Regions from separate parts of the Homo sapiens genome. Here region 1 is linked to region 2. A link is an interaction called in ENCODE POLR2A ChIA-PET data of the cell type or tissue named here. Cell type or tissue: OCI-LY7. All regions are shown on one strand. Links, peaks and the distances in the headings refer to the core of each region. The heading gives the core; the rest is flanking DNA.

Region 1 (13,408 bases), core at 1,247-9,246, 350 kb before region 2:
GCCACTCTACATGTAATGGGGTTGGTACTGTCGTGAGGAAGCCCCAAAAATATGAACCTGGGAGCGTGTATAAAATTTCCCCTTCTGAGGATGAGAAGCAAACTGAATCTACCTAATGTAAACAAATTCTCCTTGAGAAAAAAAGGAGGATTCTGGGTTGCTGCTCTTTGAAATATAAATACATGTCTCCATGAGGAAAGAAGACACAACCGTCTCTGAGTTTACAACCTCTGGAATGTCTCAAAGGCTTTGGGTCTCATCCCCCACTTGAAATGAAAACACAAACCTCCTGGAAGGAAAATCTCTTACCATCTAGTCAGTCATCATTTCACTTCCAAGACCTGTCTTTCAACCGGGTCCCAGTAAAATTTGCTCGGAAAGCTCAGCTCTAACCGTGCGGAAATATACAAGTATTCACTTTCTGACACACATTGGAAACATCGCTTTTACTCAAATACTTGTTTAAAAGGAACATCGATAGTGTATTCTTCTTTCTAAATCAAAGTATCATTTTGAAAAACATTTGTCTATTTAGATCAGAGTCAGAGATCCCAATATATATATTATGTTATATATATATTATATTTTGTGGGAAATTTATGAATTTGTAAATCATCTTGATGTCTTCATTTATTCATTTGCCGTTCCTGTAACTTTCACTCTACCTCACAGGGCTGAGGGGCCGTATATTTAGTATTCAGTGCTCCTGAAAATAGGCATCTGACTAGTATGTAATAAAATACCCTCAGTCCTCTAATAACTGAAAGTTGAGATTGCCTTTCATGGCAGATTGTGTTTTCCAGAACTGCAATAATATTTCCTGTCCCACATTCTCCTCCAGAACCTGGCCACATCTGCATCAAGAAGCAGAGCCTACTCCCCCTCTTTTTGAACCTACCTGGGCCTTTGTGTTTGTCTTGACAGTTAGAGTATGGTGGAAGTGATGCTTTGAGACTTCGGAGGCTGGAGAATGAATGGTAATACAGCTTCAGCCAGGCTCTCTCTCACTTAGGAAACGAGCCTTTGGAGCCCTGGGCCATCCGTAAGATGTTCAGCTACGCTGCTGTTGCTATGCTGAAGAGACCACACAGAGACAAAGAAGCATTCCTAGGGTCCCTAGAAGTTCCAAATTCCAGCTGTTTGAGTGGTCCCAGCCCACATGCCAGCCACGTGAGCATCAAGCATTCAGAATATTTGAGTGTCAACCATTGTCTGACAGCAAGTGTGTGAGACACTCTGAGTGAATACCGCCTAAGTGAGCTCAGGCAACTTCCCAAACTTGTGGGAGTTAATAATAAAATGATTGGTGGTATTTTACACCACCAAGTTTGGGAGTGGTTTGTTATGGGGCAATAGGCAACCAAAACACTCTTTGATTGTTAAACTAGCAAAAGCAATCCATGAAAGGATGAGATTATCTGTAGAAGTAACATCAGATGATATCTATTAAGTGTGCATTGGAGGAGACTTGGGAACACCAAATTCAATAAAGGCAAAATCTCAGGAAGGAAGGAACAGAAGTGACTGTCATCATGAAAGCTGATTCTCTCAATGGTAATGTACCAGATCTGCAGAAAGACTAAAGAGTGAGGAACATGAAATCTACATAAAAGAGAGTTACCAACAAGATTATATTGGTTTCTATACCACATTGTTTAATAAAGAAAGACATTGAATCTGGTGAATTATGGGAACAGGAATGATTTGTGGAACTTTTACTATGACCTGGGTTGTGTGTCCTCTAACACTAACTTCTCTTCCTTATTCTGACCCCCTGCCCACCGAGGAAGCTGATTAATGCTCGGCTCCCCCTTTAAACCTGCCCACAAGGAAAAAATGTGATGATCACATCAGCGCACAGTACTGTGGTGACCCAAGTGGCAGTTATCATTCTGTTGAGTGACACATTGTACATCGGGTTTATACATCAGTGCCTTCTAAGATTCGTTAACGTAAATCAGTCTCCTATAACGTTATCATCTCAGAGTGCATTGATAAAAATTGATTTTCTAGATGTGCACATCTGACAGGTGGAAAAGCAGCCTGATAACTCCTGAAAGGCTTTGTCACTCTGGCATCTGAGGTGGTATCACACACAGCCCTAATTATTCAGCTTACATCTGTTTAACAGAATTGCTATTTGTAATGATTATTACTGTTTAGCAACATTGTACACAAGACATTTTACTTGATTAAATTAAAATATTGAATTTATAGAATCAACGAAAGTTTTGGACCCTTACATTGACTAGATCCTAATCTTGGTTCTATAATAAATGAAACTATTTCTAATTTATTTTTGTTTTTCTATACTTTTGTCACCTTAGTCAATGGTAACAACAACAACAACTAACATTAATGTCACTGAGTGCTAGGCACACTGTTCATGAGGATGTTTTTAAAATGTTTAATCAATATATAATGATATCATCAGTGATTTTTTAAAATGTCAGGTTTTTAAGGTATAATTTACGTGGAGTAAAATGCACCCTTTTAAAGTGTACAGTTCTATGAGTTTTGATGAATATGTGCCATCATGTAACTAGTACCCAATCAAAATACAGAATATTTTCATCACTCCGAAAAGTTTACTTGTACCCCTTTGTGGTCAGTCTCCTACCTCCACCCCTAGACTCTGGCAACACTGAACTGTTTTTGGTCCTTCTAGTTTTACCTTTTCCAGAATGCCATATAAGTAGAATCCTAAAATATGTAACCTTTGAGCCTGGCTTCTTTCACTGAGCAAGATGCTTTTGAAGTTCATTGATGTTGTTGTGTCTATTGGTTGTTTGTTCGTTTTTATTGCTGAGAGGTATTCCATAGTATAGCTACATCACATTTTGCTTGGTCATTCAACAGTTGATGAACATTTGGGTTATTTCCAGTTCTTGGCAATAATAAATAAAACTGCTAAAAAATTGTGTACAGGTTTTTGGGTGGCATATGCCTTCATTTCTCTCGGGTAAATACTCCCAAGAGAAATGGGTAAATACTCCTAAATATTTACCCAAGAGAAATGGGTAAATATTTACCCATTTCCTAAGTATTTACCCAAAGAGAAATGGGTATTTACCCAAGAAAAATGAATTGTCAGGCTGTGTGACAAAGCTTGAAATCTATCTATCATCTCTGTCATCTATCTATCTATCCATCTATCTATCTATCTATCTATCTATCTATCTATCTATCTATCTATCTATCTATCATCATCTATCTATCATCATCATCTTTAAATAGAGATGGGGGTCTCACTATGTTACCTAGGCTGGTCTTGAACTCCTGGCCTCAAGCGATCCTCCTGCCTTGGCCTCCCAAAGTGCTGGGATTATAGGCATGAGACACCATACCCAGCCAAAGAGCTTCAAATATATTATGTTACTTAATTCTCACCAGCAGTCAACTGTGGAAAATATACTATTGTTAGTTTTTTGGGTTTTTTTTTCAGGAATCAAAGCTAAGACTTACAGAGGTTAGGTATGCCTAAAATTACATGGCTAGTGCAGATAAACCCAGGGTGTTTTTTTTGTTTGTTTTTTTTTTTTTTTGAGAAGGAGTCTCACTCTGTCGCCCAGGCTGGAGTGCAGGGGCATGATCTTGGCTCACTGCAAGCTCCGCCTCCCAGGTTCACGCCATTCTCCTGTCTTAGCCTCCCGAGTAGCTGAGACTACCTGCACCCACCACCACGCCTGTCTAATTTTTTGTATTTTTAGTACAGATGGGGTTTCACCGTGTTAGCCAGGCTGGTCTCAGTCTCCTGACCTCATGATCCACCCGCCTCGGCCTACCAAAGTGCTGGGATTACAGGCATGAGCCACCAGGCCTGGCCCAGGCTGTTTTACTATAGAGAAGCAGGCCTTAACTGTTACCTCTTCTGTAGTTACTACTAACTTTACCCAGGTAATGGCTAACCACCATGAAAATAAAAGTAAAAAGTATAGCCTCATCACCCCTGTGATCAAATGTGGTAGATTTGGTTTCAGATGGAGAAATGAAAAGATTCGAGTATAACATGAAAAGGCTATATAGAATCAATATGGAAAAACTGATGTGGGTCACAAAGTGACAAATATATGGAGATGAAAGTCAATTCAAAGCTCAGTTCAAAGATGTGTCCTGACCTTTACCTTTTTATCCAGTTCAAATAGTATAGGATTGTGCCAAATGTAGCATTAAAATAGAGCTCTGGTCAATGTTTTCTTATAAGGCTTCTCTGCTGTTGACACTTACTAAATATGTTAGCATCAAACGCAAGCATAAACAGTATATCCCCTTAAAACATACACAAACATTTGTGAATTTCTAACATTCCTTTGTCACAAAAATAATAGTAATAACTTGAGTATAAGAATAATTTACATCTTTAATAGCTGCATTTTCTATTCAAATAATCTATTGCCTTGGATTCCAAAATGATATTTGTGATATGAACAAAAGAGAAATTATAGTAAGATTAACCTCTAAAAATGTATTGTGAAGATTATGCAGCTGTTCTGTAGAATTGGAAATAATGGAAAATTGACAGTGAAATATAAAAGTAGATCATGAATAGTTAATACCCAATTTTTCCATGATGAAGGAATTAAAATAATGACTAAGTAGTCACCACAGTGACAATTTAAGACAAATTTGTCATCTCCCAGCGCCTAGCACAAGGTCTTGCATTTATTATGAGCTGAATAAACATTTGCTGGTCTAAATTTAATCTTTCCAGGATGAATGTTTATAGGCATAGTGAGGTAATAGTGCAACTATTCTGTATAAAGTCTACGGGTTTGGTATTAATAAAGGCAATACATTTTTGTCTTACTAACAAAACAAAATGGAATACAAGTGTTTTAAGTACGGTAACCAGCTTCCCCAAAGAAGTTAAAACTGAGAGTGATTGTTGACGGTTGTGACTGATGCTTGTTCTTGCCCCAAATGTTTCAGCACTAGTGCATTCTTTACTCACAGAATTTAGGTTCTGAGGAAAACCCTCATATGTCTTTCTGAGGATCATACACAGGAGACTTTAGCAGAACTAAAGCAAACGCAAAAGAATCCAGAATCTGGAATCTTCTGCATGTGATGCCACAGGTGACATTCTCCCACTCTGGGATGAAATAGACAGTTTCTCCCTTGCTTCTCCTGAAACCAGTACATTGGCTCAAGCTGTAGGCTCTGCCTGCAGGATGCACCAGCTCGTGTTTGAATTAAATACAGTGACTTGAAGAAGGAAGAACTCTACAGAGTCTACTCTGGCAACACCGGGAACAGAAGCAACAGGACATTCAGCTTCCAGAAACTGCAGCGGTGCAGTTCCAATGGTTTCTGGCCTCTACAGCCTGTATTCTTAGTGGTTTATGCTCCAATTTCTATACACATTGTTAGTAGCAGCGGTGTCTTCATGAGACTAATTCCGTGGTGTGATATTGTTTGAGGATGCTTATGTTCGTAGTCATGGAAATTTAGTGATTGCCTCCCCAGCATTCATTCTCTCTGTTCCCTTTCTGATGGGGACATGCAGATTGGTTGGGACTAATCTCACAGCAGCTCCAGGGATGGGCCCTAGTTACAGTGGTTGGGATGGCATTATGATCCAAACTTTGTCAAAAAGAGAGAAGATGTTTGATGGGGAGCATCTGGAGAATAAAATTATTCTGTCTTTCATGGATGCTAAAAAAAGATGCTCCCTTCATCCACTGGTTGTGAATCAGGAAGCAACCACCCCAGTTGTTCTGGTAACTATGTTGATATGGTGAAGCTATCAAAATAGTTTTAGGGCTATTCTGCCACTGGGGAAGGCTGAGACACAGAAAGGAAGTCGGTCCTGGGACATCATTAAACTGCTGGAGCAAGCTTACCTGAAGGGTCATCTGGTAAGCAGATATGGAGATGGAATTACCAGTGTCCAAGCTTTATTGAGGTAATGTTTGTGAAAGATAAAAGCAAGGCACAGGAAATATATGGGCAGCAAAACCCTTCAGACCTTGATCCAGGCCTGACACCTGTGAAAACAAAGGGAAACCCCGCAGGATTGGGCAGGAAGGGCCTCAAACTGTGATGCAGATTTCATAAAGTCTCTGCCAGCACCAAAGGGAGATCTAGAGCAAAAGCTGCTTGTTGGAAGAGTATGACAATGGGCGGAAATGCCCAGACACTAGTACTCCCACTGTACTTATTCGCCAGGGCTGTCGAGAAAGCTCAACACTGTTGTTCCAACTCAACACTGTAGAGGACCCTTAATGCCCACTGGCTGGCGGCTGTCAGTTACCGGCATCCTGCACACGTGGATAGTTTGTTCTTTTTTGAAGGGAGATCCAAGTAAGTAGTACACCTCCTTCCATTTCTGGGTTTCTTAAATTACTTGAACCACAAAATCTTTATATTATTACTGTTGTTGCTGTTATTATGATTTAAACAGTTAGACCGATTTTCTGTTACCTGTGAGCAAAGGAACTGTGATTGGTATGTGAAGTAATATTTTTAGATTTAAAAAGATTGTCAGTTCAGTTTAACATATACTTAAGAGGCAAGATACTTTAGTTATATTATCTCTGACCTTCAAAAACAAACAAATGAACAAACTCACAAATGCAGAGCTTATCACAGAACTGTTATGTGGTTGGAACTAATAAATGATAGCTATGATGATTCATCTCCATTTCAGTTATATTGCTCTTCAGTGTTTAATAATGGTAATTGGGTTTTTAGTTCCCAAAATGTGACTTTTTTTCTTGCACAGAAGTTAATGCTGATAGTTTCTTATGATTGTGTTAATGTTGAACTGACAAAAGGTATAAATTTTATAACTTAGTTTTTATAAGCCTTTACTTTTAACTCACAAATCTTGTTGCTATATTTGCAAATCTAATAATGGTGTAAGAATTTTAAGCACTTAACTTCATTTGTTATTTAATTAATGCTCAATTAGTTTATAAATTTTATGGATCAGATCTCTCAAATGTTAACAGTATATAGAAACTTTATTAACTAGATATTTTTAGACATTTCAAACAATTATTACCAATTTGAAAACCAGTTCTCCCAAATAATTCAAACACCTATTAAGCAAACTTACAAGTCTAACATGCAAGATATTTGCAATCTTTGTGAAAATCTAATAAATTTAATAAATTAGACAAATTTAATAAAGCAGATTCTCTTATCCATTTCAAACATCTTAAAGCAGATAAAGCATATATGAAGCAACACAATGACTATAAAATAGCTTACACATGCAAAAATCAATTCCACTTAAATCTATACTTCCTGGAGTTGGACACTTAGTTACCCAACTAAGAGGATGGTTACCCAAGTAACCATCATCAAGGGCCTGCTGTGGTTACTTGTGTAAAACTTGGGATCATCAGAAGGTTACCAACTCAGGTTGGGGTAGGGACTGTGGCCTGGGGACACTATCTAGGTGTTACTTAAAGAATGGTACTTCCTAAGCCACCAAATAATACCTTCCAAGTCTCCTCCTATAATCTGGTTTTAGTTGCTTCATCCCTGGCACACTCCAAGCTTGTAGATCTCAACTGGGATACAATTTAGTTTCACAACTCAATTTATCATGTGTCTGTCAAGTTTCATCTTTACCTACATTTTCAACTTTGTATTATTTGATTTCCATAGATGGAATCTGAATTCTCTAGCTATATTGTAACTTACATCTTTGCTGCCTGATTTGACATAAGAAATTCAGCACCCTCTTTTTTTGTGTGTCTCAGCTCTATCCCAAAGTAATTTTTGGAGAACAAAAACATCTTTTCTGCTCTTAAGTTGTTATCATTCTAGTAGAGAGAGCCAAGACATATACAAAAATCACCTACACTAAAAGGCAAAAATGAAGAAGACCATAAAAGTGTTGTAAGCAAATTTCTGTAAGATCACTGTGATAGAATTCTAAGATGGTCCCAATGAACGTTGCCCCCTGGTGTTACTCCTGAAATTATGTTACCTCACGTGGCAAAAAAAGGATTTTCCAGAGTAACTGAGGTTAGTAATTAGTTGACCTGAAGACAGGAAAGCTTTCCAGGTGGACCTAACCTAAACACATGAGCCCTTTAAAAGAAGGGAGTTTTCTCTGGCTGGTAGCAGAAGAGGAAGTCAGAGAGTAAAGCAAGAGAGAGAAGGAATGTGCAGGAAGCTGTCTGTTGTTGAGATGGAGACAGCCCCAGGGGAAGGAGCTGAGAGTGGCCTCTAAGGGCTGAGAGTGGTTCCCTAAGTGACAGCCTCCAGGGAAATGGAGATCTCCATCATAACCACAAGGAATGGAATTATGCCAACAGTATGAATGAGTTTGGAAGGAATTCTTCCCCAGAGACTCCAAAGAAGAGCCTAAACTGACACTTTGATTTTAGCTTTAGGAAACCCTAAGCAGAGAACTCAATTGGGCCTGCCCAGACTTCTGACCTACAGAACTCTGAGCTCATAAATGGATGCTGGTTAAAGTTGCTATGTTTGCAGTAATTTTTTATGCAAAAATAAAAAACAAATACAATCACAGAAAATTTCTACTTCGGCTTAAAGACTCAGTTTATTAAATTTTAACATGTGCGTGCGTGTGTGTGTGTGTGTGTGTGTGTGTGTGTTTATATGAAAGCATCTTTTCAGGTAGGGAGATCTCAGACTCTAACATCTAGTGTTTTCACGTGGAACTAGTTGATGAGACTAAAAAGTCGAGATTTCGTTGAATTAGGGAGGGTTTAGGAATCTGAGTAAGAAAGTTTAATTGAAAAAAATTTCAAACAAAGCTACGGAATTTTCCTCTTTTGGCCTTGTTATTTTCTTTTTGGCATAAGCCATTAAAATGAAATGTCTGTTTTTTTCTTGTAAATTTGTTTGAGTTCATTGTAGATTCTGGATATTAGCCCTTTGTCAGATGAGTAGGTTGCGAAAATTTTCTCCCATGTTGTAGGTTGCCTGTTCACTCTGATGGTAGTTTCTTTTGCTGTGCAGAAGCTCTTTAGTTTAATTAGATCCCATTTGTCAATTTTGGCTTTTGTTGCCATTGCTTTTGGTGTTTTGGACATGAAGTCCTTGCCCACGCCTATGTCCTGAATGGTAATGCCTAGGTTTTCTTCTAGGGTTTTTATGGTTTTAGATCTAACATTTAAATCTTTAATCCATCTTGAATTGATTTTTGTATAAGGTGTAAGGAAGGGATCCAGTTTCAGCTTTCTACATATGGCTAGCCAGTTTTCCCAGCACCATTTATTAAATAGGGAATCCTTTCCCCATTGCTTGTTTTTCTCAGGTTTGTCAAAGATCAGATAGTTGTAGATATGCGGCATTATTTCTGAGGGCTCTGTTCTGTTCCATTGATCTATATCTCTGTTTTGGTACCAGTACCATGCTGTTTTGGTTACTGTAGCCTTGTAGTATAGTTTGATGTCAGGTAGTGTGATGCCTCCAGCTTTGTTCTTTTGGCTTAGGATTGACTTGGCGATGCGGGCTCTTTTTTTGGTTCCATATGAACTTTAAAGTAGTTTTTTCCAATTCTGTGAAGAAAGTCATTGGTAGCTTGATGGGGATGGCATTGAATCTGTAAATTACCTTGGGCAGTATGGCCATTTTCACGATATTGATTCTTCCTACCCATGAGCACGGAATGTTCTTCCATTTGTTTGTGTCCTCTTTTATTTCCTTGAGCAGTGGTTTGTAGTTCTCCTTGAAGAGGTCCTTCACATCCCTTGTAAGTTGGATTCCTAGGTATTTTATTCTCTTTGAAGCAATTGTGAATGGGAGTTCACTCATGATTTGGCTCTCTGTTTGTCTGTTGTTGGTGTATAAGAATGCTTGTGATTTTTGTACATTGATTTTGTATCCTGAGACTTTGCTGAAGTTGCTTATCGGCTTAAGGAGATTTTGGGCTGAGACAATGGGGTTTTCTAGATAAACAATCATGTCGTCTGCAAACAGGGACAATTTGACTTCCTCTTTTCCTAATTGAATACCCTTTATTTCCTTCTCCTGCCTGATTGCCCTGGCCAGAACTTCCAACACTATGTTGAATAGGAGCGGTGAGAGAGGGCATCCCTGTCTTGTGCCAGTTTTCAAAGGGAATGCTTCCAGTTTTTGCCCATTCAGTATGATATTGGCTGTGGGTTTGTCATAGATAGCTCTTATTATTCTGAAATACGTCCCATCAATACCTAATTTATTGAGAGTTTTTAGCATGAAGGGTTGTTGAATTTTGTCAAAGGCTTTTTCTGCATCTATTGAGATAATCATGTGGTTTTTGTCTTTGGCTCTGTTTATATGCTGGATTACATTTATTGATTTGCGTATATTGAACCAGCCTTGCATCCCAGGGATGAAGCCCACTTGATCATGGTGGATAAGCTTTTTGATGTGCTGCTGGATTCGGTTTGCCAGTATTTTATTGAGGATTTTTGCATCAATGTTCATCAAGGATATTGGTCTAAAATTCTCTTTTTTCGTTGTGTCTCTGCCCGGCTTTGGTATCAGAATGATGCTGGCCTCATAAAATGAGTTAGGGAGGATTCCCTCTTTTTCTATTGATTGGAATAGTTTCAGAAGGAATGGTACCAGTTCCTCCTTGTACCTCTGGTAGAATTCGGCTGTGAATCCATCTGGTCCTGGACTCTTTTTGGTTGGTAAACTATTGATTATTGCCACAATTTCAGAGCCTGTTATTGGTGTATTCAGAGATCCAACTTCTTCCTGGTTTAGTCTTGGGAGGGTGTATGTGTCGAGGAATGTATCCATTTCTTCTAGATTTTCTAGTTTATTTGCGTAGAGGTGTTTGTAGTATTCTCTGATGGTAGTTTGTATTTCTGTGGGATCGGTGGTGATATCCCCTTTATCATTTTTTATTGTGTCTATTTGATTCTTCTCTCTTTTTTTCTTTATTAGTCTTGCTAGCGGTCTATCAATTTTGTTGATCCTTTCAAAAAACCAGCTCCTGGATTCATTGATTTTTTGAAGGGTTTTTTGTGTCTCTATTTCCTTCAGTTCTGCTCTGATTTTAGTTATTTCTTGCCTTCTGCCAGCTTTTGAATGTGATTGCTCTTGCTTTTCTAGTTCTTTTAATTGTGATGTTAGGGTGTCAATTTTGGATCTTTCCTGCTTTCTCTTGTAGGCGTTTAGTGCTATAAATTTCCCTCTACACACTGCTTTGAATGCGTCCCAGAGATTCTGGTATGTGGTGTCTTTGTTCTCGTTGGTTTCAAAGAACATCTTTATTTCTGCCTTCATTTCGTTATGTACCCAGTAGTCATTCAGGAGCAGGTTGTTCAGTTTCCATGTAGTTGAGTGGCTTTGAGTGAGATTCAAAGTGGGCGAAGGACATGAACAGACACTTCTCAAAAGAAGACATTTATGCAGCCAAAAAACACATGAAGAAATGCTCATCATCACTGGCCATCAGAGAAATGCAAATCAAAACCACTATGAGATATCATCTCACACCAGTTAGAATGGCAATCATTAAAAAGTCAGGAAACAACAGGTGCTGGAGAGGATGTGGAGAAATAGGAACACTTTTACACTGTTGGTGGGACTGTAAACTAGTTCAACCATTGTGGAAGTCAGTGTGGCGATTCCTCAGGGATCTAGAACTAGAAATACCATTTGACCCAGCCATCCCATTACTGGGTATATACCCAAAGGACTATAAATCATGCTGCTATAAAGACACATGCACACGTATGTTTATTGCGGCACTATTCACAATAGCAAAGACTTGGAACCAACCCAAATGTCCAACAATGATAGACTGGATTAAGAAAATGTGGCACATATACACCATGGAATACTATGCAGCCATAAAAAATGATGAGTTCATGTCCTTTGTAGGGACATGGATGAAATTGGAAACCATCATTCTCAGTAAACTATCACAAGAACAAAAAACCGAACACCGCATATTCTCACTCATAGGTGGGAATTGAACAATGAGATCACGTGGACACAGGAAGGGGAATATCACACTCTGGGGACTGTGGTGGGGTCGGGGGATGGGGGAGGGATAGCATTGGGAGATATACCTAATGCTAGATGACACTTTAGTGGGTGCAGCGCACCAGCATGGCACATGTATACATATGTAACTAACCTGCACAATGTGCACATGTACCCTAAAACTTAGAGTATAATAAAAAAAAAAAAATTAAAAAAAAAAAAAATGAAATGTCTTCTAGGTTGGATAACACATTTTGCTATTATCAGTGAGAGACATATTTGGCTTATATGATTTATCCTTTTGGCAAGTTACTTAGCAAGACTAAGAGAATGGAGTTCGGGGTAGGTTAATGCTGCTAGGGAAAGACAGGAATAGAGAAGACAAAGACATAGAGTTGTTCTTGGGAGACAGGTACAGGTGGGATCTACAAAGAGAAGCTTTCGCACCATGCAGAGGCAGAGGGTACAACACAAAAGGGAAGTATAAGTGCAGAAAATATGATAAAGGAGGACAAGGATGTGTGACTACACTGTCACTTTTGTACAGAGCTTGCTTGCACCTAAACATGAGAACAAACCCCATGTGCCTTTTATTTTCCTCATGAAATCCCATGTACAAAGAAATGGAAAAAAAGTTATAAAACGACTACTTTTATGTTGTATATACCTTCCCCCCCTTATCCTTTCTAGGAAGCTGTAATGATCAGCAATGTCTTTAACTCATGAGCACTTTTAACTTTTTCAAAGCATAGCCTGTACAAAGATCTTTCATTTCCTGACTGGTCATGAGGATGAAGTTTATTGTCTTTTTATTGCTACTATTTGGACATTTTTATACAGTTTTCTCCACATAGCGTAGAACATGTTACCCCCTGTAATTGCTTTTATATACTACTTGACTTAAAGATTGTTTCAAACTTTCTTACTCCTAAATCATTTTTATTTTTAGGCAGTTAGAACAACAGCTAGATGGTTCTTGAAAAGTACCTGAGTATTAAAGTGGAGGGTGTTTTTTATTCCTTTCTTATGTTCATCTACCTAAAATAAAATCGGTACTTTTCAAAGGAATGAGATGAAAAATATTTTGAGCCTTTACCCTATTTAAGCCCAGTTGTTATTATAAGTAATACTTGTATATGTATATTAAACTTTCTGGCAGATGAATATAATTAACTTTCATGTACTTTGCTTTTATATTAGTTAATACTTTTTATTTTACTAAGATTTAGATTGGACAGTATTCTGATGATCTCATCACTGGTACTTTTATGGGTGATAATAACCATTACCATCTGTGAGATGTCCTTAGGGTACCAAGAGTTTTATAGAACCTATAACATGGCAAATTCCTACTCACAGTCTTATTCAAAAACATATTATTCTATACCCTATCACTTTTAATGGTGAAACAATAACTCAATTTCGCAAAATATTTTATCCCCAACTCTTTACCTTTGTCATCCACTAAGGTTTTTAGTTTTTAAAATTAATGACTTCA
Region 2 (15,203 bases), core at 1-8,000:
GTTACCTCCTAGTGGAGAAAAATGAGCTATTCGCAAAATGCTATTAAAACTATGGGCTATCCATATGGAAATAAAATTACATCTATGATTTCCATCACATAAATTTCAGATGGATTGAAGACAAATGTAAAATATTTGTAATGTGTAGAAGAAAGCAGTATCTTTAACCTCAATGTAGGGAAGGAGTTCGTAAAAGACTTAAAAAGAGAAACTTATAAAAATTTAAGAACCCAGATACAAAATAGGGCTTTATAAACAGTGAATAAAGAAGATACTTGTGAGCCCTGTAATATCAATGGATTAATCTCCAGGATACACAAGTAGGTCACTGCAAAGCCTCTGCCATTCTAGAGGATTGTAGGTGGGTTCGTTTAGGTTGGAGTTTCTCATTCTAAGCACTATTGCCATTTCAGGCTGGATCATTGTTGGAGGACTGTGCGTGCATTGCAGGATGTTTAGCAACATCCTTGGCCTCTACCCACTAGTTGCCAGTAGCACCACCCCTAATGGTAACAACGAAAAATGTCTCTGGACATTGCCAAATGGCCTCTGGTCGGGGGTGGGGGTGGGTGGCGGGGGGCGGGGGTGGGAGGGCAAATCACCCTGATTGAGAACCACTGCTCTAAATTCATGAATGGAAATTGCAAATGCCTTTATAAGGACCAGGCACGTAAAGGTAAATGAGTGACATGTGTGTGAGAGACTTATGGGGACCCTGAAAATTCATGCACCATCTCAAGGAGGGGGCATTTTTGTCAGGCAAGAGTGCAGCCCAACTTTGCAATGTGTTCTGATTTTGCAAGGATCTGAAGCTAGATTTGTATGTCAGTGTGAGATCCTAATGCTCTTGAGGGTGACCTTTTTGCACAGAAAATATTTCATGGGCCACTTTAGTTGTTAAAGATATTTATTAATACATTAAAGTTCAAAATGTAGAGGCCTTGTTCTGAACTTTTTAGTTTGACATTCAAATCTTGTTCAATTTATAAATGTAGTAAATTTGTTACAGCTATTTAAGGGGGTGGGGGGTGGTTTACAATTTAAATTCCTGTAGAGGTTTTACTTGTTTATAAACTCATTATATTCTCTTTAATGGCTGACAAACCATTCCAGATACTGATAAATTCCCTAAATCTAAAAGTAAAAGAAAAAGAGGTGGTGGAGGGGCGTAGTAGTGGCGGGGTGGGTAATGCAGTGGATAAGCTCTATTAAGTATTCCAATCCTGTTTGTAAACATAGCTTTCAATGTAAAACCAAAAGTCAAAGTTATTCAATTACATGTTATAAACTGGAGTCACAAGTCAGCCTGTTTCTTTAATAGGCCAAAATTTCAACCTTTAGATACTTAAATATCAAATATGCACAGATCATTCTTCAACAGAATTATCACTGCTATGGGCTTACTTTCATCATTGCTGTACTTCATGTCAAAACATTCCAGGATTAAAATATATTCAGCCTGGGAAAGAATTATCCCAGTCTAAGACTAAGAAGTTTCCCCATCCAATGGATTAATACTGCGAGATTCCTGAGCCAAGCATAGAAGGAATTCTTGTCTAAACTGCAATTACTTTTGCACTGACCTAATAGTTAACTGCTTCAGCTGACTTTTGCTCTCAAGGTAGATAAATGCCATCCAATTATATTGTACATATTACAAGGCTTTGTTTGGCTCCATGGTGTCATTTTCTTCAGGGAGAAACAAAATGTATGTATGAAGTGACTTCAGGTTACTATCCCTGGGTAAGTGATGTGTATGATTATTTAAGGGTTTCAAGTAGGTGTGTGCTGGTGGGGGCTGGAGTAGATGACATTCGAATTTGCATTTTAGAGTTCTGGCAATAATATAGAGAAGGGACTACAGAAAGGTGAAAATTGATTCAGAAGGTGATTTGAATAGTTCAATGAGAGATTGTCCTAAACTAGGATGAGTGGCAATTACAATAGTGAAAATATGATAGTTAACAGACTTTAGGAAGCAGATTCAACAGAACTTAGTAACCGACACCATGAGATATTCTCTAAGGCATGAAAGGCACTATGAAGTTGGCCCACTTTGGGGTAAGAAAGGTAGTCTTTATACCACTGTATCACTGGAAACTGTGAGCTTCCCTAGACATCTGTGGTTGGGGTGGCTCTTATTGGCCAAAGGTAATTTTCTGGAAAAAGATGCAGCTGTGAACACTGAACAGCCAATATTCATAGCAGCTGGAGAGTGAGTACAGCAGCCTGATGAAAGAGGAATCTGGGCAGGCACCAGCAGCTTTGGCTACAGTAGTTGACGTTAAAATACGGTTCTTCTGAATTTCTTTATGTGGAATATGTACTGAAGTAGTGTAACTTAGATAAAAAAAAAATAAGGTTGCTAAAGGTACAAACCATACAAACTGTCAGATAGGAAAAATAGCATATAAGTAACTGCAAATATTGAAACATTCAGCCTAGTTTCCTGATAAGAGTTCTATTGCATCATGTATATTAGTAACACTTTGATTTGATACATTTTGGGTACTAACAAGAAGGATTGATGTGATCTGTCAGAGTTTTGAAGGTTAAATAGAAATTGGTTTATTCTTCAAGGGCTAGATTTAAAAGATTCAATTTATTTTACAGTCTGGCACAACATTCTTCCCCTAAGGAAAAATTAGATTTAAGACAGAGAGTAGTGTTAAAAATAAATGTCATAGGAGAAAGCTCTCTTAATAGGGCTCCCTAGAGCCTAACGAAAGCAGAATCTGCTAGATGCTACCTCCTGTGTAATTATCATACTTTCATGGTACAACTCTGAATCTGAATGCACAGTATGCCAGACTTTCTGATGGCCTGTTTCACAGATAGTTATTGGCGCCTTATCTTGAGGTTTTGGAAACGGTTGCCCAAACCATTACACGGTAATAAAATGTTAAGTCCAAATGCCTTATTTTTATTCGTAGCTCCTTCCTATTTGTGGAGACGAATTCCTACTCCACACCTGTACATTTTGCTTCTGAAGAGAAAAAGTAATCCATTTTGCATTTGCATCTAGTAAGATTTTAATGAGAGATTCTTTTCTTTCTGAAGGTAAGAGTGTGAAAAACCAAACTAATAGATCCAGGGATCAGATTTTGGCTTTTTGGCAACTACAGAGAGAGGGAGAAAGTATTTTCTAAGATTTATGTATTTATGTATTTATTTTGGTACAACAAACACTTTAGCACATATAATATGTTAGGCACTGGGTTTTGGATGGTAATGCAAAGACTCATGGGCCTGGTGTCTATGCCCAAATAGCTCATGCTTTAATGCAGAGACACATGTACTTGGCAACTGAAACATAGTATGTTAGAGAAGTAGAGAGTGTTTGGGATGAAAGCTTTCCAGACATTTATTTAACCCCTCCAAAAAACAGAATTGATTTCTTCCCCTCTGTACCCCCATAGCCTATGGTACTTCCTCTCTCTGGAGTCTCATTTTTATCCTGTGCATGGAAGGATCAGGAAGAATTAGGCAAGGGAAATTAGTAGAAGAAGCAATATATTTGAAGTAGGTATCCTGCCTTGAGAGGCAAACTTCAGAGCAAAGTGATGGTTCCTTTCTTTTGTGTCTAATATGGAGGCTGGTGCTGTTTACCATTTTGCCTAGGTGTACAGGGGTATAAGCTGACTCTCTTTGGCTAAGAACTTCAGTAAGGGGTCTGCCAGATATAGTCATGTATTTCCAGGATCTAGAAGCAACATGTCTATCCAGTAAGAATTCGAATTGGAACGTGTTTAATTTCATTCCAAAGAACTCACCCCAAAAAAGTCCTAAATCAAAGGCATAAACTAAAATATTTTTAGTGACTTCCTAACAACTTATAATTTTTACTAGATCTTTTGCTTGATCTACATGCCCAGTGTATACTTTTTCTTTTAATTGTTACTACAGACTTCAGAGGAATACTATAAGCTCTGTAAAAGCCTTTTCTTCCTTCTACCCAGTACCACAAGGCAGAGCATGGATTTATAATAGCAACTTTCTGAGGAAGAGTAGACAATTGAATGTAGACTTTATGGTTATCTAAGCCTCAAGAAAGAAGGGGAGATCCTCCCCATAGTTTAACCATAAAGTAGAAGTCAATAATGATTTTCCTTTTACCTCATAGAGTTGTGCAAAAATGGCTGACCATCTACCAGCTCATTCTTTCTCTATTAATGTGAAATGTTTATGCTTATGCTATGGTGTTAATATGTGACCCCTCCAAAAGTCATTTTGAAATTTAATTTCCATTGTAATGGTATTAAGAGGTAAGACCTTTAAGAGGTGATTAGGCTGCACGAGGCTTCATCTTCATGGGTGGGATTGGTGTTGCTATAAAAGGATGGGTTCAGCCCTCTCTTGCTCTATCTCTCCATTTCATTTTTTGCCATGTGAGGACACAGCAAGAAGGTCCGTGCTAGATGCCAGCACCTTGATATTGGATTTCCTAGCCTCCAGAACTCTGAGCTAATAAATTTCTGTTTATTATAAATTACTCAGTCTCAGGTATTCTTTTAGAGCAGCACAAAATGAACTAAGACAGCTCATGTGGTCCATTTCTAGACTTCAAACTTCAAACTGACTTCAGTAGATATTTTTGCTTATTTTTATGCTGTCTAAAACTGTTTTTGTGGCTTTAGAGTAAGATTTGCTCTTTGGTAGAACAACCCACCTTTTCCTTTCTCTCAGTCTTCTTGATTACTGTACATTTATTTTTTAAGATGAACTATAAATGTATTTAATCTTGAAATATATACTCTAAATATACTTTTAATAGATAATATTGAGCATATCATCCAGGGATACAGTGTGTACTATCTGAGTCTCTTATTGGGCTAAGAAGGTCACAGAAGAACTCATTTTTTTTATTATTACATTGACATTTTATTTTAAAACAAACACTTGCTATTTTCCTTATGCTAGTAAGTTAGCACTGTAGAGTATGAAAATTTCATATTTTACTTTCTGAAGGCAAGAACAGACTATTACACTGTGAAAGATTTTAATCTCCTCAGCTTCTTGAAGGAAGAATAATACTTCTGAAATGGGAAGAGGGAGCTTTTATAAGTAAAATTAGAAATGCCTCAGAGGATCTTGCTCTTTCAAAGGAAACACCAACTTTTTTTATAAAATAAAAAGCAAAAGATCTTTATTCTTGCTTGGAATACAATGACGGCTTCCTTATAGTTTTCCCTCCAGATCTACCCCTCTTTCAGTCTTTTGTCTACATTGTTCCCAAAGTAATCTTCCTGAAATGCAAATATGGACATGCCTCTGTACTACCCGACATTCTTACATGGTTCCCCTATTCAGGACAATATTCAGTTTTCTTAGCTTGCTGTGTAAACGCCAGGGACAGATTCAGGCTTTGTGGGGCTTGAAGCTTATACAGTTGGTAGGGGTGGGGGTGAGGGAGGCATAATTTTTAATAAAAAATACCAAATTTTGAATTTGAAATCAGCTACAGTACTTTGGAAGGGAGCATGCAAGTAAAGCTCCCTGGAACATAAACTGCGCTACTCTCTTGGTACATCTGCCTCTACTGGGGAATTGTTTTATCATCTGAAATGAGGTGAGGTTACCAGATCAATAAATAATGACCAAGATAGGCTGGGCATGGTACCTCATGCCTATAATCCCAGTATTTTGGGAGGCTGAGGCAGGAGGATTTCTTGAGCTAAGGAGTTCAAGACCAGCCTGGGCAACAACCAGTTAAGACCAACCAACTCTGTCTTAAATAAATAAATAACAACCAAGGTAAAGTAACTATCCAACAAGCTGACATTGCTTATAGCCCAGAGATCTCTGACTAGAATTCAAGAGTTAAGGTGGCTGCATATAGCCAGGATGGTGCTTCCTATCAAGAAACAGACTTGCTGACCCTTTATTATAGTCATCATTAAAAGGAGAATATTATGCTCATAGTTTTAAGACTAAATTGTTTTCATATAGGTTCAAGTTTGGCCCTTAAATCACCTAATTAAATAAAATTAGTTAAATTACTTTCCTGTGATTTGAGATTGCAACCCTCTACCCAGGCAGCAACTAACTTCCTGTATTAATCCTTTATTATCTGTTTGAAACATTTATTTAACAATCTTCCTGTCTGGCTGAGTCACAATTCTTAATGATATTTTAATGGTGGCTGATTGGATTCTGTATCTTTTACACCTTTGTCTGGCTCTGCAGTCAATACCACTAAAGTCATGCTAATGGCCCTATGATTAACCCCTCATGCCAGACAAGGGGTCTTCCCCAGTTGAAACTGGAGAAAATTTAATGATAGGAATGCTACACATATTCTGTCGTCATTTTGTCCTACCCTATATAATTATCCTCTCTTCATACTGTAAATTTTAGTCCTCCCTTTTGTTTCCTCTATAGCCTCTTAAAAAAAAAAAAAGCAGTGATTTCTTATTCTTTTATCTTTTGTGACCTTTCTCAAAGTATTTATGTTAGGTTGGGTCCTCCAAGAAGCAGAGGCCAAAATGGGATTAGATATGTAAAAATTTTATTAGGCTATTTGCCTGGGATAGAACATGGGAAGGGACCACAGTCAGATTTTGATGCAAGGCTGTTCACAAGTGAAGAGTAAAGGGAAGCAAGCTTGGGTGGAAGTGCTTGCTTTATGCTGCCATGCAGTCTAAGGGCTCCCACTTAAAGCTGGCAGCCTTCTGCATCATCCTATATATGGGCCAGATCAATATTCTTAGGTTTGGAATCTGTTACCTCCAGAAACCAGAAAGGCTTTCAAAATGCTGTGCTTCTTTCTTTGTGTAGGAGATGCAAGATACAATAGTTTGTCTTTTATTTTGGAGAGGTTGTCTCAGCAGGCCCCCAATCACTGCATCCCCAAAACTTAACTGAAGTGACTGCACCTGACTCTTTGTTGGGTTAATTTCTCATGCTCTAGAGTGCACGCGTCTTACCGAGGCCTCTAGCATACTAATCACCTCTTGCTCCCACTCAATCAGCATCATGTCACAGATATAATGGGGCAGTGTCATGTTCTATGGAATGTCCTGGAGGTCCAAATCTCTTCGGACTCTGTTATGACAGAGGACAGGACAGTTAACACAGCTCTGAGGAAAACTTTAAATAGATAGTGTCTATTCCTGTGAATGCAAACTGTTTCTGATCCTCTTTCCTGATTGGGCTTAAATAGAATGCATTCACTAGATCAGTGCCTGCATAATGTGTATCTGAGGACATATTTGTTCTATCAAGGATACCACGCTGGGCACAATAGCTACAAACTAGGATACTTCTTGGTTGATTCTGTAATAGTCTACAGTCATTCTCCAGGAGCCATCTGGTTTTTGAAGGAGCCAAAGTAGCAAATTGAATAGAGATACAATAGGAACCACGATTCCTGCATCCTTCAGATCTTTAATGCTGTCACATATATTTGCCTTGCCTCTCCAGGTGATACTATATTGTTATTTATTCACTGCTTTGGGATGGCAGTTTCAGAGGTTTCCATTTGGCTGTTCCCGCTGTAACAGCTCTTACTCCACAGGCTAGAAACCTAGTGTGGGGATTACTTTACTTGCCAAATGTATCAGTTTTATTCATGCATTCAAGGACTCTGTTGTCATGAAACATAGTTGCTGTGGTGAGGCAGAGTTCTTCTAAGGCCCCAGGCCCTTCTTTAGCCTATGGGTTATAGATGTGAACATTTGTTGTGGTCTGGGAACTGACCAAGCAAGCAACTGTGACATTGTTGGGCAGCCACCCAGCATCCTGCTCCTCCATTCTTGTCTTTATTTCATTGTAGTGTTAAGCAGCACCCTTGTTAACTGCCCATCTGTTTTGCCCCTAGAACTATGATGCTCTGTTAACCATCTCCACAATTCCCTGTGGGTCAAGCAGCCTTGGCCGCCCCCTGGCCTTGCCAGTCATTATGGTAATTACAGCCTCCTGCCTCCTGATAATAAGTGCTGCCATCTGGCCTCTAGTACATCAAGGCCCCATCATCTTAATGATATTAATCAGGCCAGCTATGTGACTGCCTCTAGTATCATCATCCCTTGCCTACAGAGGGAACCATCATAGAGTTCCTTAGTGGTGCTAGTGCTCCTATCACCAATATATTCCTGATGGCCTTGGGGAATGGTGTGTTCTCTAGGCCCTTCTGAGGAACATAATCTTCTGGTGGGTTTTCTGGCCTTATGGCGTATATCCATTCTACATGTCTGCTTTCCTCAGCCTCAACTCCTTCATCTCCCTACTTCTAGGGCACCTTGAACATTCCCACTTTATTGAGAATTGGCTAGGCTTCTAGAAGCTACACCAGCTGTAAGTTTACCCATCCCCTGGAGTCCTTGCTAGGGTGTTAAATCCTGGGTCTTGAGAAAGTGCTCCCAAGTCAATGAATTCTTTTTATGCAGTTGTACTTTCTGGCCTTTTTGATCAAGCACTTCTAAAATCCACTTTCAGGAGGAATTCACTGACTCCTGCTCATATATGCCCGCTCATTCACATAATTCTTTAGGTATAAAGTCTCTTTCCTTCTTTATAAGGCCCAGCACATCCCCAGGTGGGTTACACTGGGATTTAACCCTAGTTATTAGCCTGGGAGCTAAGGAGAGGTAATAGAGGTAGCCTTCCAGGGCATCATCTGTTGCCTTATATGGGCAAGACTCCTGCTGTGCTGGGAGATGCTCCAGAAGTACTAGTTCTTACTAAGGAAAGGTGGGCTACCTCTGCAATCTTACAGGATCTGGAAGGTTGTAGAGTCAACCTCCTCAGAATATTCAGTCTCTTTTTTCAGTTCCAGGTTTTCTCCATCAGGGAACTGATACTTACAAAATTGATTTGCCTTAGCTTAGCATTAAAATATCTCTGCCTACTTCAGGGTAGTGAGACTTCTTAGGGCTTCAAGTTTAAGCATTCCAGTGAGAAAGGAACATCATTTATGATAGCATCCACTGTATTGTATTGGTCATAAGCCTACTCAGTCTCAGGAGGAGGGAACGAAAATACCTTTTTAAAAAAACTTTTATTTTAGGCTTGGAGGTACATGTGAAGGTTTGTTACATAGGTAAACACATGTCATGGAGGTTTGTTGTATATATTATTTCATCACCCAAGTATTATTGTGATAACACAATAGTTATCATTTATGCTTCTCTCCCTCCTCCCACCTCAAGTAGACCCCTGTGCCTGTTGTCCCCTTCTTTGTGTTCTTAAGTTCTTATAATCTAGCTCCCACTTATAAGTGAAAGCATGCAGTATTTGGTTTTCTGTTCCTGTTTAGTTTGCTAAAGATGATGGCCTCCAGCTCCATCCATATTCCCACAAAAGACATGATCTTGTTCTTTTTTATGGCTGCATAGTTTTTCATGGTGTATATATACCACATTTTCTCATCTAATTTGTCCTTGAAGGGCGTTTAGGTTGATCCCATGTCTTCGCTATTGCGAATAGTGCGGTAATGAATATTTGTGTGCCTGTGTTTTTATGGTAGACGCGTTCCCTTTGCTCCACTAACTCACCAGCATCTGTTACTTTTTGACTTTTTAATAATAGCCATTCTGACTGGTGTGAGATGATATCTCATTGTGGTTTTGATTCACATTTCTGCTTCAGCCCCCAGTCACCTTAGACACTTCGAAGCCTGAAGACTGGAATGGCTAAGTTGTCCAAACAGCAAAGATAGTGGCCTGCTCCTCCCTCTGGGAGCTCTATCCCAGGGAGGTTACAAATCTCTTTCAGCCAGAGAACACCAACAGGGGTGGCAGGAGGCTCTGGTTGGGAGGTCCCACACAGTGAAGAGGAATGGGATTGGGGACTCGCTTAAAGAAGCAGTCTGGCCATGTTTTTATACAGCAGCTGTGCTGTGCTGGGGGATCCCTTCCGCCCCTGGTCTGCTCAGACACTGCAATGCCCAAAAGCTGAAACAGCTAAGTCTCCCAAACAGCAAAGATAGCAGCCCACCCTTCCATTTGGGAGCACTGTCCCAAGGAGAATTCAACATTCTGTTGGCTGGAGAACACCAGTGGGGCTGGCTGGAGGCCCCAGTTGGGAGGTCCCACCCTGTGAGGAGGAATAGGATCAGACACCTACTTAAAGCAGCCGTCTGGTCACATTTTGGTAGAGGAGCTGTGCTTTGCAAGGGGATCCCTTCTACCCCTAGTCGGCTCAGACTCTCCAAAGCCTGAAGGCTGGAATGGCTAAGGCACCCAAACAGCAATGATGGAGGCCCACCTCTCCCCACAGGAGCTCCTTCTCACAGAGGTGCAATACTGCTACTGGTGGGTGGCTGAAATTCCAAGACAGTGGGTCTGATTTTCTGAGGCACAATGGAAGTACAGCCTGCAGGCTGTTACTGCTCAGCCCTCTGGATTCAATCTTTTCCACTGTATGTACGGGGGTCTACCCTCCCACTTTGCCAGAGCTGCAACTACTTTTGCTGGAAAGTCTGAGTATTTAAGGCTCCAGGGTCTCCACACATGCTTGAGCAGCTGCTCCACCAAGACTCCACATAGCTTTGTGTGTCAGACTGAAGGCCCTGGTGGGGTGGGCTCACAAAAAGATCTCCTAATCCAAGGGTTGCAAGGATCCATGGGAGAAGTGTGGTTTCCTGGGGTTGCACATTTTCTCAACGCCTGCCTGGGCAGAGGCAGTTCCCCTGGCTCCATGTTGCTCCCAGGTCCTGTCTTGCTTTTCTTCATTTTCCATAGGTCAGATTGTTTTCTTGATTAGTCCCAGTGCAAGTACCTGAATGTTTCAGTTGAAGGTGTTGTATTTTCTCACCCTTCCATTTCTCTCCGTGAGAGGCACACACATTAGCTGCTTCGAGTTGACCATCTTGGCCACTCTCTACTCACCTTTTGATGGAAGGAGTACCAAATAATTTCGTGGCAGTTTTTTTTTTTAAGGCAGCACAACCAGCCAACAGTCTTCCTGTAAGGAAGGTTTAGAAAACCTGCAGCTTGATTTGTTGCTTCTCAGCTCTCCTGCCATTGCTAGCTTCCTGGATTTATACTCATCATAACCATCTTCAACTTGTATTGAAGATACAATACTATTGTATTGTATTGTATTGTATTGCCTATTTACTTCTGTTTCAGTCTTCCTTCTTTCCCTGCACCTGGTACACAGGTGCTTAATAGGCCCTCAATTGACTGTTCTTCTCTTAAATCTACTTTGGACACAAAATTAACATATATAATAGTGTATAAGGTAGAAAAATAAAATCTAAAGTTCATGTGGACCAAATCATACCATAAGAGCTAGGATTTCTTTGATCTCTCATCTATTATAAATTAAATCCAGGTTAATGAAATCCAGGAATTATCCAAATAACAAATTATAGGGAGCTGTTTCAGAATTCTTTCTTTTTCTGAGGTGGTTGATAAACATTTCAACAACAATCTGACATATAATTCCAAAATAACAAAACCTAAACTTGCCTCCAGAAATGGCCTTTATGAACTGGGAATTAGGGAACTGAATTCTTACCCAAAAGCAATTAAATGGCCTTGAATAGGTAAGCTATGACTTCGTAAGGGTGTTCTCAGTGCAATCAAGAGCCATGTGTTTACCACGGTAAGAGAACTGTAGGAGAGTTAGGAAGAATGACAACACTTTGTCCTGAAGGATGTTCAGAAAAATTATTTCACATTTTACTAGTCATATCTCTCTCTCAAAATCTTACCAAAATGTAAATAAATATTGAATTATAGATTAAAGTATTTAATTTCTATCTGCACGATGGATAACATGCAAAGTAACAAAAGAAGCAAAGGGAAATGAATGAAACTAAAGCAAAATACATCTTATGGCTGTGCATCAAATTACCCTTGAGTTTGTTTAATCTCCATATGATTTATACATGAAGAGCTAGCTAATTTGTGATATTGTTTGGAGAACTCAGAGGTATCAGAATGAAACCAGTTTTTCCAAACTAAAATGAGTTGGGAAAATAAGAAAATCCACCATTTAAAATAAATTGGCTCAGGGACTAGCTAAAACTCAGGACAAAGCTATATCACAATGAAATCCTTATTGGCAACTTAGCTTTGACCTATCAGTAAATACAAAATTCTCACTTTAGTCCTTTGCCGCAATAGATATCATTTATTTATGAAGTTGATTTTGCTGTGACAATTTGCATAATTCAGTAATTTAAGAAATTTACACAATTTTAAAGACAAAACAAGGATGTATTACAATTAGAAAAACAGATTTTCTACCAATCTATACTTTTTGTAATTGATTTAATAAAGCAATAGGTTGGCCTTCAATTGTGCAGAATCTAATTATTGGATTTAGTCCTGTAATTCTTGAAGATTGGTAGGATTACACCTTTATCTTTCTTGTATTCCCCTTGTTTTTGTAGTCAGACTGGAATAGAGCCAAGTGGCTTGCTATCTCCATGATCTTCCTATCTCACTTCTGGCAGGCCTGATCAAAGAGAGAATATATATGTGGAGATGGGAGATAATAGCTCTTCTACGTTGCTTTAGCATAAATTCTACTGGGTTGAAAGCTTAAAATAATATTGAAAAGTATTATGACTCCAGAAAGCATCTGGTTGGGTAGCTATATCCCAACTAGGGGCCAATTCTAAGAATTATGGAGAGAGGGGAAGCAGGGCAGCTATGTCTGACATCAATTAAGACTGCAAAAATAAAGATTTTTGTTTAGTTTGAGAAACTTACTGAATTTACCCAAGTCTTAAGAGAATACAAACATTCAATGTATATTCAGAAATACATGTATTTTGTGATACCTATTTGTCCTTGGTAGTTTCTAGCTATGAAGCCCATGTCATTAATTGAGAATTAATTAATTAATCCTTTTAGGGACGAAATTTACCATTTGATGGGAGTCTTCTCAAACACGTGGTATAAATGATCCTGGTCCATTGAAAACTGGTTCATCAAACAGCAGTTGTGCTGCTATGCAGATGCCCATCCTCCACCATGGGCCTTCTGACGTAGGTGTTTGGATGGAGGCTGTACGTCTGTATGTTTTAAATTTCCGCCATTGACTCTGAAATGCAGCTAGGAGTTATCCTCCAAGGAAAGTCACTGCTCCTAGCTTGCATCTTGTTGCTATGGATAAGAATTCAGAGCCACCTTATTTCTATTTAACAAGCTACTGCTTGTCAGATTAACTACACTTCCCTGTGACATTTTGCAATGTGAATTTTGCTCCCATAGTTTTCACTTCATTCCATTCATCCTGGGCTTTGACTTCCTATTCATACCATTCTACCTTACAGTAAAGATTTTTCTCCTTTATGAAGAGAAAATAAAATCAAAATTAAACAGTTCTACTTTCTTTCACTTGATGACTTTTTAAAAATATTTTTCAAGCAGTAAAGTCTATTCTGTCTTTACTGCTGTCTTTTTCTGCAAACCTAGTTTCAACTTCCTAATGCAAATCTTTATTGTTTTTTGTTATATCCTGTTCCCTGAAACTATAATCTGAGTTGTTGAATTTGTTTACATGTTTCTCTTTTTTCTTTCCTCTTTTACCTGCTAAGTGATTCAGGTGCCAGAGTTTAGTTTGAGTCTCCCATCAGGACGGAACTGCCTTTCACAATAATAGATTATCTGGCATTTCAATGTTCTTAATGTTTTGAAATAAACCTTTCTTATATCTGGCACATTTTTCACAATGTGCTTGACATTCTTTTCTTTGCTTATAATAGATTGTGAGGTGTTTTCACTTTCTCCCAAAGTTTCTATTACTTCTACTTCAAAAAACATTAATTTATGTTGGTTAGAGTGAAATTAATTCAAGAGGAACAAATGCTTTCTCCCCAAAAAGCAGCTTCTTAAAAACCTTGCTTCATCCTTTTGTAAAGGATTTGCTAGGCAAATCAAGAATTTTAGAGTATATTGTCTTTTTTGATACTCCCTCTATACAAACATTTCTATATCAATAGTCAACTCAGACAAGGTTTTATGTAAATAGAATTTTTAATTAGTTTCTATAATAGAAAAAAATTGGAATCATCTAATGTGTCCAGTGGTCCATAGTTAATACTTAACAGTATATATGGGTGCTAATTTAGGCAACATTGAAAAAGGTGTTTTAAGATATGACATGGAAAAATACTTATGTAATACAAAAGTAGATCCGAAAATTGTTAAACAACATGTTCTAAAAATATATGCATACAAAAATCAGATTTTTAAGAAGTTATTTTATTATGATTATTGCATTATGTTTTTCTTTTTTAATTTTCCAAAGTCTCTATCATCATATACTATTGTAAAAATAAGGAAAATTTATTAGATCATTTTTATCATATACATATTCTGTCAATATCTGCTTGTAGTTGCACCAGACCAATCTGCTTCAACTTTTATCTAACAAAGTTGTAAATTGTTTTTTCAGTTGCCATGAACTCTTAGGTCACATAACCTTAGGTCATATGCCCAGATGAACCAAGTGTGCAACCACAGGGGAAGCCTAAGTGCGTAAAGAGTGGGAACTGAATTCAGAAGCTGACATTGCATGACAAGATCTAGGATCCAATCAGATAGAGCTCTGGCATCATTCCATGGCAGGATCCAGTCAGATCATGCGTCCTGGCATCACCTCATTGCAAGATCCCATCAGGTCACAGCTCATTATCCCATGCTTATAAAACCTGACCCAGCCCCCAGCTTGGGGGAACATTGCTTTGAGAATTATCACCAGTGTTCTCCTTACTTATTACAAGTCATAAAATCCCCTTGCTAAACCTTCCTTCATTGTGGTCATTGGTTGATACCTGCTAAGTGTCCAAACCAACCCACTATGTAGGTAACAAAATTCTGGTGACCCAGATGGAATTGGGACTCAGGTCCTGATCCCAAAGTCCTTTAAGGCTCCTTACGAATGAAACAGTAGGCAGAGGCAGCTTGCCTGGACTAACTGACTTACGTTGCCTGAGAGGGGTTGGGTGCCATTCCCACCGACCTCCAGCTTGGTGTCCTGCCCACTGGATTGTCGCTTGGACCTACCCTGATGGATCGCTGGGACCTTTTGTTTGACATTCCTTTGGGGCAGTAAGTGAACTTTGCCCTGTGGGCTGACTAGAAAGGTAATTCTCTGGACCAAGCATAGCACATCTCTGATTGTGTTTCTGTCCCTGGCTGCTTTGTGATCTGGGGGATTCAGAGACATTCCTGTCCTGATAAGGGCAATCTGGAGCTAGATAGCTGACTGTGGGACTAGTTTTAGGAATTAGTTTTGTCGAG

The links. ChIA-PET counts read pairs that join two places held together with the same protein. Peaks named below come from ENCODE experiments on the same cell type or tissue, not always from the same donor. Only the 100,000 strongest peaks of a DNase experiment are listed, where the experiment ranks them.
Region 1: POLR2A ChIA-PET joins it to region 2 with 10 read pairs; 2 of 35 experiments call an interaction of 5 or more read pairs at or near these places.

Annotation. Positions count from the first base shown.
Region 1 is chr3:107,877,004-107,890,411 of GRCh38, forward strand. LINC00636 (long intergenic non-protein coding RNA 636) reads left to right here and starts at 6,202. Exons shown (of 3, transcript NR_015394.1): 1 at 6,202-6,303. It overlaps LINC00635 (long intergenic non-protein coding RNA 635), which reads right to left and starts at 1,065. Exons shown (of 8, transcript NR_024276.1): 1 at 899-1,065. In OCI-LY7, for the core only: no CTCF peak of the experiment used is centred there; no DNase peak of the experiment used is centred there.
Region 2 is chr3:108,226,875-108,242,077 of GRCh38, forward strand. No RefSeq gene overlaps it. Among named protein-coding and RNA genes, the nearest start is that of IFT57, 12 kb to the left of the region's middle. In OCI-LY7, for the core only: a CTCF peak has its summit at 143; no DNase peak of the experiment used is centred there.